Linked DNA regions of Homo sapiens: all the other regions are linked to region 1. The links are chromatin contacts, found by Hi-C or POLR2A ChIA-PET in ENCODE. All regions are on one chromosome and are shown on one strand. Each heading gives the region's core, a stretch centred on a gene start or an enhancer-like site at or near the end of the contact. The rest is flanking DNA. Distances are from core to core; before and after follow the strand shown.

Evidence for each region. Hi-C counts contacts between places; a loop is a spot of excess contacts on that map. ChIA-PET counts read pairs that join two places held with the same protein, here RNA polymerase II (POLR2A). Pooled maps may share reads with other maps.
Region 2: a loop to region 1 is called in a pooled map, with 5 times the contacts of the local background. The contact joins the promoter of ANXA11 here to the enhancer-like site in region 1. A Hi-C loop is called at or near these places in 1 of 37 single-sample maps with no recorded cell type and 3 of 50 pooled maps. POLR2A ChIA-PET finds 5 or more read pairs at or near these places in 1 of 52 experiments (BJ).
Region 3: a map of OCI-LY7 shows a loop between it and region 1 (10-fold over the local background). The contact joins two enhancer-like sites. A Hi-C loop is called at or near these places in 1 of 168 maps with a recorded cell type or tissue (OCI-LY7) and 2 of 50 pooled maps. POLR2A ChIA-PET finds 5 or more read pairs at or near these places in 2 of 52 experiments (B cell and OCI-LY7).

The regions. Positions count from the first base shown.
Region 1 is chr10:86,411,830-86,415,117 of GRCh38, reverse strand. No RefSeq gene overlaps it. Among named protein-coding and RNA genes, the nearest start is that of GRID1, 47 kb to the right of the region's middle. RefSeq lists enhancers at 993-1,042, 2,043-2,392. Within about 2 kb of position 1,502, at least 5 of the 41 ENCODE cell types and tissues checked have a DNase peak (open chromatin) inside an H3K27ac peak, as active enhancers do; they include B cell and OCI-LY7, where a contact is called at or near this core.
Region 2 is chr10:80,204,046-80,207,333 of GRCh38, reverse strand. It overlaps ANXA11 (annexin A11), which reads left to right and starts at 1,797. Exons shown (of 16, transcript NM_145868.2): 1 at 1,797-1,991. RefSeq lists enhancers at 1-157, 1-387, 158-799 and a silencer at 1,574-2,453.
Region 3 is chr10:80,470,757-80,474,044 of GRCh38, reverse strand. The region is part of intron 1 of TSPAN14 (tetraspanin 14); the gene reads right to left. Among named protein-coding and RNA genes, the nearest start is that of TSPAN14, 18 kb to the right of the region's middle. RefSeq lists enhancers at 871-920, 1,553-1,782, 2,483-2,552, 2,563-2,802. Within about 2 kb of position 1,649, at least 15 of the 41 ENCODE cell types and tissues checked have a DNase peak (open chromatin) inside an H3K27ac peak, as active enhancers do; they include B cell and OCI-LY7, where a contact is called at or near this core.

The sequences.
Region 1 (3,288 bases), core at 253-2,752:
AGGAGGCCGAGGCAGGAGGATCACGAGGTCAGGAGATCGAGACCATCCTGGCTAACACGGTGAAACCCCGTCTCTACTAAAAATACAAAAAATTAGCCGGGCGTGGTGGCGGGCACCTGTAGTCCCAGCTACTCTGGAGGCTGAGGCAGGAGAATGGCGTGAACCCGGGAGGTGGAGCTTGCAGTGAGCCGAGATTGTGCCACTGCACTCCAGCCTGGGCAACAGAGCGAGACTCCAACTTGAAAAAAAAAAAATGGAGTTAAGGCCGGGCGCGGTGGCTCATGACTGTAATCCTAGCACTTTGGGAGGCCAAGGCAGGTGGATCACAAGATCAGGAGTTCGAGAGCAGCCTGACCAACATGGTGAAACCCCGTCTCTACTAAAAATACAAAAATTAGCCAGCTGTGGTGGCGGGCGCCTGTAATCCCAGCTACTCAGGTGGCTGAGGCAGGAGAATTGCTTGAAGAGAGGCAGAGGTTGCAGTAAGCTGAGATCACACCAATGCACTCCAGCCTGGGCAACAGAGCGAGACTCCGACTCAAAAATAAAATAAAATAAAATAAAAATAATGATAATAATAAAATAAAAATATGGAGTTAAATCAACTGGCAGAAAAAAAGCAGGTGCCAGGGCTGGAAGTGGGTGCTTCCCAGGAACAGAGCTCAATGGGGAACTGCAGAGCTAGGGGACCATTATTTTTAATTGTAAGCATTTTCACTGTAAAACGTTTGATTTTTAAAGATAAGCACACTTATTACTTCGATAGAGATAAAACTCAAGCCATAAAAGGAAAGTGAGGGGCCAGGCACAGTGGCTTGTGTCTAAAATCCCAGAGGCTAGGGTGGCTGAGGCAGGAGGAGCACTTGAGGCTAAGAGTTTGAGACAAACCTGGGTAGGATAGCAAGACCCTGTCTCTTCAAAAAATAATTTAAAAAAGATTTAATCAGGCATGGTGGCATGATCCTGTAGTCCCAACTTCTTTGGAGGCTGAGGAAGGAGGACTGCTCGAGCCCAGGAGGTTGAGGTTGCAGTGAGCCATGACTGTGCCACTGCACTCCAGCCTGGGTGACAGAACGAGACCCCAGCTCCTTTTTTTTTTTTTTTTGAGACGGGGTCTCGCTGCGATGCCCAGGCTGGAGTGCAATGGCGCCATCTTGGCTCACTGCAACCTCCGCCTCCTGGGATCAAGCGATTCTCCTGCCTCAGCCTCCCGAGTAGCTGGGATTACAGGCACACGTCACCATGCCCGGCTAATTTTTGTATTTTTAGTAGAAACAGGGTTTCACCATGTTGGCCAGGCTGGGCTCAAACTCCTGACCTTGGGTGATCCGCCCACCTCGGCCTCCCAAAATGCTGGGATTACAGGTGTGAGCCACTGCACCCGGCGGAGACCCCAACTCTTAAAAAAAAAAAAGAAAAAAATAAAGTGAGTGGCAGCTGGGACTGGCTTTGGGGTGGAAACCACATCCTGAGTTGAACCTTTAGACCATGGAGAAGTTTCTGAGGCACTTAAGCACGAATTTTTGCATGATTGGTCATGTGATGCATCACATAATTTTTGGTAACTAAACTGAAATAATAAAAAGTAAATTTGCAGGGTTTCAGTACTATAGTTGTCAGTACTGTACTTACATAGCACCCCATGGAAAATAAAACAAGACAAACCAAATATTACATAAGCACATATTGCTACTCTAACTTCTTCTGTTTTATGTTACTGTCATCCAAGGAGAAAATTTAAGCATAGCTTTCATAAAAATAGCTCGCCTGCACTGAACATGCGCTGTATATATGCCAGAGTCTGCAGAAACCACATCCTGCATTTAACCTTTGGATCACTGAACAGTTTCTGAAATGGTAAGCATGAATTACTGCACAATCCACCATGTCCAGACAGAAATAGTTAAAGTGGACTAATATTAAATATAGCATTTATTTTTAGGGTTGTAAGAGTGACGCAGAGAACCCATACACAAGAGAAACTAAAATGGAGTAAAGCAAACCATCTTACTTCAGCACCTGTTACTGTTCCAACGACTGCCTGATCACACCTCTCCAGCCCCGGATGATGTTCTGAGGAATGTTTTTAATTTTAATTGTGAACATTTACTGAGCACTTAGAATGTGCCTGGCAGTCTTCAATTATTTATTTATTTATTTAGAGACGGAGTCTGGCTTTGTCGCCCAGGCTGGAGTGCAGTGGTGTGATCTTGGTTCACTGCAGCCTCTGCTTCCCGGGTTCAAGCAATTCTCATGTTTCAGCCTCTTGAGTAGAGTAGCTGGGATTACAGGTGCCCACAACTATGCCTGGCTAATTTTTGTATTTCTAGTAGAGACGGGGTTTCTCCATGTTGGTCAGGCTGGTCTCGAACTCCAGACCTCAAGTGATCTGCCTGCCTCTGCCTCCCAAAGTGCTGGGATTACAGTTTGTGAGCCACCGTGCCTGGACTGTCTTCAATTTTTAGATACTTACAGAAGAGTTTATGTTTCAATTTTGGGTTTCCAGGTCTATGCATCAAGAGTTCATAATGTGTGAACAGACAAACTCTTACCTAATTTTCAAGGCAGTGTGAAGTTTGTAAAGAAACAACAGGTTTACTCTGGACACTGCCTGGAAGTGTATGAATTGTTTATAGCGGAGCATGTAGGTGTCTCATACACAGCAAATTAACATGATGGCATTTTAATCAAATCTTCTTCTATCTGGTCAAATGATGAGTACGGTGATATAATGTACTAAGGGTGAGCCACAGGTGTATACAGCTTGGCATGGGGAAAAAAAAGAACAACCAACCTCTTTACAAGGAACAGTGCCAGGTGCAGACAGCCCACAAAGGCCTGATTTCCTTTTTTTTTTTTTTTTAAGACAGAGTCTTGCTCTGTCACCCAGGCTGGGGTGCAGTGGTGTGATCATAGCTCACTGCAGCCTCAACATCCCTGGGCTCAAGCAATCCTCCTACCTCAGCCTCCTGAGTAGCTGAAATTACACGCATGCACCACCACGCCTGACTAACATTTTACTTTTTGTAGAGATGGGGTCTCACTATGTTGCCCAGGCTGATCTTGAACTCCTGGGCTCAAGTGATCCTCCTGCTTTGGTCTCCCAAAGTGTTGGGATTACAGGTGTGAGCCACGATGCCCGGCCAGGCCTGGTTTCATGACAGCTGATGAAGTGGATGGACAGGGCCAACTTTCTGCAGGGCTGGGTTGCACCATGCTCCAAGTGGGAGCCAATGTCTACTGAATACCTACTAGGTGGTTTATGTGCCCTGTCTCATTCATTGTCAC
Region 2 (3,288 bases), core at 548-3,047, 6.2 Mb after region 1:
TGGGGGTAGGGGGTGTTGGAGCGGCCACGGAATATGACTGAGCGCCCGGGGCCCGTTGTGAGGCCGGGGCCAGGCTGTCCCAAGGCACCGTTCCTGCCCGGCACCAGCACACCTGCCCAGACAGGGAGAAGGTCGGAGCCTCCCCTCCAGTCCTTCCGGATTTTATTGTTCAGAGCGACTTTAAAACGCAAATCGGGCCGGGCGCGGTGGCTCACGCCTGTAATCCCAGCACTTTGGGAGGCCGAGGCGGGCGGATCATTTGAGCCTAGGAGTTCGAGAACAGCTTGGCCAACATAGTGAAACCCCGTCTCTACTAAAAATGAAAATTAGCCGGGCGTGGTGGTGGGCATCTGTAGATCCAGCAACTCAGGAGGCCGAGGCAGGAGAATCGCTTGAACCCGGGAGGCGGAAGTTGCAGTGAGCCGAGATCGCGCCACTGCACTCCAGCCTGGGCGACAGATCGAGACTCCGTCTCAGAAAAAAAAAAAAAAAAAGGAAAATCGAACCAGCAGCTTGTTTGTAACAGCCAAACATAGGCAACAACCTAAATGTCCTTCAGTAAGGAGCTAGGTAATGAAGAATGGTGAAGCGCACGATGGCGCGCAGTGTGCAGTGGATGGGAAGAACCAGGTCTGTTCAGGAGCACTTGTATGGAAAGACCCTCCAAGATATAGTGAGTAAAAAAACATGTTGCAGAAAAGTACTGCAATATCGTTTTGTAAACAATACGTTTATGTAAACACACACACACAGTGTTAAAGAGAGATATTTGGAAGGACACACCTAAGAGTGGGCTGGGGGAGTGGAGGGAAGAGTGAATCTCAATTTTTACTCATTTTTTGAATTTTTTATTTTTAGTTTTTTAGAGACTGGGTCTCACTATGTTGCCCAGGCTAGTCTGGAAGCCCTGTCTTCAAGCCATCCTCCTGTCTTGGCCTTCCAAAGTGCTGAGATTACAGGCGTCAGCCACCACTCATTAAAAAAAAAAATTGTATACCTACCATATATGCATATATTACCTGGGTGACCTTTTAAAAATATGCTTTATTTTTAGAACATCTTTAGATTTACAGAAAAAGTGTGAATACAGGGAATTCTCATAAACCCGGGCTTTTCCTATTATTAACATCTTAAGTCATTTTTATATCTCCGTGGGTTCCTCTTGGCTGTGACAGTGTCCTAGACTTTCCTTGTTTTTGATGACCTTGCTAGTTTTCAGGAGTACTGGTCATGTATATGGCAAGGGCCTCAATTGATTTGTGATGTTTTCCTCATGATTACAGTGGGGTTAGGTGTTCTTGGGAGGAAGACCACAAGCGGTGCATGCAATCAGTATGATTTACCCCTGTCGAGGTCACCTTGACGGCTGGGTGGTTTGTCAGGTTTCTCCACGATAGTCACTGACCGCTCCCTTCCTCACATACTGTGCGTGACCTTCCCCCCTCCACCACCACCGAGTGTTGCTATAAAGGAAATGCGTTTGACCTTTTCAGTGTAAAAAGTTTTCTCGACCTTAAAGAGAGTCACTAACCGACGCACACGGGGCTGGAGAGGACTTAGGAAATGCCCACCCCTGCAGGAGGGCGAATGCGGCTCTGCGCGGCACTGGGCGCCGCAGGGGTTAGGGGCGGCAGAGGGACCTCCGGAGCCCGAGACTTCCTGGAGCAGCTCCGCAGCCGGAAGGCTGCTGCTCCTCGCGGGCCCGCCGTGCCCAGTCCTCATCTTGGGGGCGGGGCCGCGCTCAGGCCCCGCCCCTCCCTTGCACTGCCTCTGGCACCTGGGGCAGCCGCGCCCGCGGAGTTTTCCGCCCGGCGCTGACGGCTGCTGCGCCCGCGGCTCCCCAGTGCCCCGAGTGCCCCGCGGGCCCCGCGAGCGGGAGTGGGACCCAGCCCCTAGGCAGAACCCAGGCGCCGCGCCCGGGACGCCCGCGGAGAGAGCCACTCCCGCCCACGTCCCATTTCGCCCCTCGCGTCCGGAGTCCCCGTGGCCAGGTGAGTGAGGGTCCCGAGCCGGCTGGGGGCCTGGGACCAGGCGGCGGCAGTGCACCGCGGCGCCGCGGGTGAGGCCCGGGGCTGCCTGGCGCCCAGCCCAGCGCGGCCCTGCGGCTTCCTGGTTGCACTACAGGCGTGGGGGTGGGGGGCAGGGGAGGGCGTCGGCGGGTCGCGGGCGGGCCGTGTCGGCCTGGCAGCCCCCTAGATCAGCCTCGGCGTCTGGGGCTGCTCCCTCATGTGTGGTCGGGGTGCACTCGCCGTCCCCCCGGGCTCAGGGGTCGGGGTCTCAGTCTGGGCCTGGGTAGGGCCAGGGGCCGTGACCCTGGGCGCAGGAGGCAACGGGTGGCGGGAGGGGTGCCGGAGGCCCGGCCCCGCAGCCCTGCGGAGCCCTCCAGGGTGCGCGCGCCCTTCTAGGCGAGGCTTGGGGAGATTAAGCAGAGAAGGCTATCTTCAGGAACTTTCCTCCGAAACTGGGAGCACGCACATTCCTGGGAGCTGCTACCATTGCAGTTTATTTGTAAGGAACTCTCCCCAGTGTTTGAGGGAATGCGGGAGCCATCCCAGGTGCTGTGCGTGCCTTCGCCCCTTCCCCAACCTTGATCCCCAGTTTCAGGAAGGGATTCCTGGACTTGTATCTCCCATGGGTGCAGGCCAGGCCCTTAAGACTTAGGTAAAATGGTCTGTTGGTTTAAAGGAGACACGCGAAGTTTGTTACCTAGAGACTTTGGAGGGGAAAAGTTAAGCCAGCCAGTGCTAGCCCAAGCTGGAAACAGTCAGCCCGGGGCATTTCTGTCTCTGCCCTCCAATCCTTGACCTCTCTGTAGAGATTCGGCGTTTGTGGTAGCTCTCCCCTCTGTTCTCTGCGCTGGGCATGGAGTGGAGCTGTGAGGCCGAGCCCCTGCCCTGCCCTGCCCTGCCCTGCCCACGCAACAGGGACTAGGTTTGCAGGGCAGGGCCTGGTATGCTCACCCTTCACTGGCTCTCATTGCTTTCCTCATTCCTTTTATGCGGCAGTCAATTGTTGGGGATTCCAGGGGATTAACAGGGCCCCTTTCCTCAAGGCATTCTTTGTGCTGCAAGGTGTTCCCTGATAAGAGAGGCCAGGTGAGGTGCCAGGGCAGTTTGTTGCCCTGGCATTGGGTGCCCACTACTTCAGGCTCCTGCATACCTTGCTATCTTTTCTTTGACTATTGTCTGTGCTTTGGTTTTTCATCTGTAAAATGGGGGTAATAGTAATCCCTGCCTCACAGGCTTGTGAGATTCAGTGCATTCATTTATTTAATAACAATACAGAGCT
Region 3 (3,288 bases), core at 400-2,899, 5.9 Mb after region 1:
ACATTCACAGGCCAAAGGAACAGGCAGGCCCAGGGAGAGAAGCCTAGGAGGGGGCAGGCGAATATGAAAGGGAATGGGCCCCAGTAGGAGAGAGAATCACTAAGGCAGGCCAGGGCAGGCTGCTCAGCTGCCCACAGCAATCTCACCCTCTGAGGATGGAAGGAGGGGCTCGGCTCTCTCTGACTCACCCCTTAGAGCCAGAACTGTCCATGCACATCCCTGACCCATTCCCTCATTAACCCAAACGCCAAATCCAGGGGCCACCAGAAACACTGCAAAATCAGACACCGTGGCATGTGAACCTGTGGTTTCCAACAAAAAAGAAAAAAAAAAACTTTAATTTAAAAAAAAAAAAAAAACCCATCATGGTGGCAGCAACCGCTCACTGGAGTGAAGAAGTTTGACTCTTTACTGTGGGAAGTCACTACACAGCTGCACAACGTCAGGGGGGCTGGATCCCCTCCTTTATCACAGGGTGACAAACACTGCCCTGGCACAGTGTGGGGAAGGTGGGCCCCCAGCTTCCAAGGCCATCAAGCCCCTGACCGCCAGCCCTGGATGGCCTCCACATGCAGGTGCAGGAGAGGCTGGGCCCCAGCTCTGAGCTCCACCAGGCTCTCCAAAGGGTCTGAGGGTCTCAGTGCCTGGCATCCTGTAAAAACCCTGATCTTAGTGACTGAAACACTGTGAATTTCCACCACCAAAAACTCACAACCCAAAACCTGCCAAGTTTCAGGACACCGAGGGGCCTCCTCATTAACCTGGTGAGAGGAGGCCTCTGTCTACCTCAGTGCTGTCATCAGGAAAGCAGCAGAGTGGGTGGATTTGAGTCAGGGGAGTCCTCAGTGGGAGAAGCACTGGGCCTGGAATGGAGGTCACCTAGTCCAGTGACTTCCAAGCTTACTATTTTTATTATTTTTTAAGCTACAGGAGGCTTTGTTCAAAGAAACTCTGACCCAGAAACCCAACATGGAAGCAGGCAGAGCAGGACACTTTTATCTTCAGGTGGCTGGGGGAAAGGAAGGCTTCACAAGGTGCACACTAAAAACCATGGGCCTACTGTGACTGACGCCATGCTCCACAGGACAGCAGAACGGCTCAGGAGCTGCCTCCAGAATCATATGGCAACTAGTTCAACAGAACTGTGATAGACTTGGAAATGCATGTTTTGAAGAGCTGTCATTCACAGCAGCTTGAAAAAGCCCCCACTGGCCAAATCTGGAACAATCTGAGCGGCAAAATAAACAATAATAACAACGGATTTTAACTCATTGAATAAAATAAGAATTCATGAGCCCATTCTAATACACACACAGAGATAAATAAACAGGAAAGAAGGAAAAGTTATGTGTAGCACAATGATACATAGCTACAGCAGTTCTGTATAGTTAAATGATAAATGTAGAAGGAATTATGGAATTAAATCATCGCATTCAACACCCATGACAGAAACAACCGACTGTGCCAAGAATCTGCAATGGGTCCTAAAACCAGTCATGAGTTTGATGTGAAATAGCATACTGTATTTGCATAATCTCAAAGTATCTCCCCACAGGACACTTACAAAGAACAAAATAGTAACTTAGAGGGGAGAAACCCAGCAGACATCACCATAAGCAAGCGATCATTGTCAATATCACCGGTAATGACTCAGACCCACATCATGTGCCTCCCAAGGGGATGCACCTAGAACTCACCATTTCCGCAGTATTCCTTACAAAACTGCAAAACTTGCAGCTAACCATGAGGAAACAACAAACAAACTTAAATTAAGGGAGATACTACAAAATAACTGGCTTCAAGTAACTGAAACATAGAGTTTGTGGTCCTTCTTGGAGGAACAAAAAAAAAGCAAACAAAACATTCAGGCCTTGGGCCCCATTGGAGATTTTCACTTTTACGTTTTTGAGACAGGGCCTCACTCTGTGACCCAGGCTGGAGTGCAGTGGCACCGTCACAGCTCACTGCAGCCTTGACCTCCTGGGCTCAAGTGATCCTCCTACCTCAGTGCACACCTGCAGTCCCAGCTACATAGGGAGATGGGGTCTCCCTATGTTGCCCAGGCTGGTCTCAAACTCCTGCTTAAGCCATCCTACTGCCTCGGGCTCCCAAAGTGCTAGGATCACAGGCATGAGCCACCACGCCCAGCACCCATGAGAGATTTTCAGAATGATTCATCAGGCAGCTCATTCAACTGCACCAGCAGCCTCAGGGCAACACCTGCCCACCTAGGTGAGGCAGGGCCTGGTCACCCACACCTGCCACTCACCCCACACCTGCTACCCACCCCACCCCCACTTCTCAAATGGCTAGGCAAAAGGAGGCCTGGCACCTTGACTTCCAAGTTGATGTCCCAACCTACTTCCCTCTGCCATTGAAGGTGAAGCTGCCCACTCAAGGGAGGATGCTAGGCCAAAGCAGGCATAGTGCACGTGTCCTATACCCATACCCTGATCATCATGACAGGCCTGTTTCTGAAAATCTAAGTCTACATGAAATGTCTATACACAGAATCCTTTTATATGCCCCTGGTAAGAGCACATCAGAGCCTCTTCCTCAGCTAGTTGCAAACAAACGTGGAGAGTCTGGGCCCAGTCTACACTAGTATTCCCAATGTGAACAAGAACCCAGGGAGTCCAAGGTGCTGTGCCTCCAGACCTCAGGAGGACTGGGCTGGGCCCTGTGGCCTCCCTAGATCAGCAAGGTTGAAGCAAACCACCCAGCAATCCATCAGTGCACAGGCTCGCCTGCCAAGCCCATGGGGTGAAAAGACTTTTGCTGTGGGAGACAAACACCTAAAGACTTGTTTCTACATGTTCAGGGCACTGCTGCATGTAAGACACCGAGAATGAGGCCGTGGAGACAAACACCAACTCAGAGTGGGACCTGTGCCTGACTCAGGGAACTCAGAACATGACTCCCTTCACTAAGTGCAGTCAAGTAGGTGCTGGAGGGCAGAGAGAAGGAGGTGGTGGTGGTGGCAAGCTGGTCAGGAAATGCTCCCTAAAGCAGCTAGTTTAAATTTGTACTAGATGAGGGCAGCACATCTAGAAGCTCCCCAGTTTGGGATCGAGAGCTGTGCCTAAAGATAGGGAGGGACACACTGCAACCCGACCTGGCAGCAGGCAACTGTTTCACCCCGAGACTGACCCTCCAATGAAGATTATTAACAGAGCCTTCAGTGCATCCCCAGCTCCAGGCTGGGCCCTGCAGATGATACCAAGACAAAACCAGCATGGTCATCCTTGCAGGGCTGACACCATTGGGGTGGGAGCCACTCCTGAACAC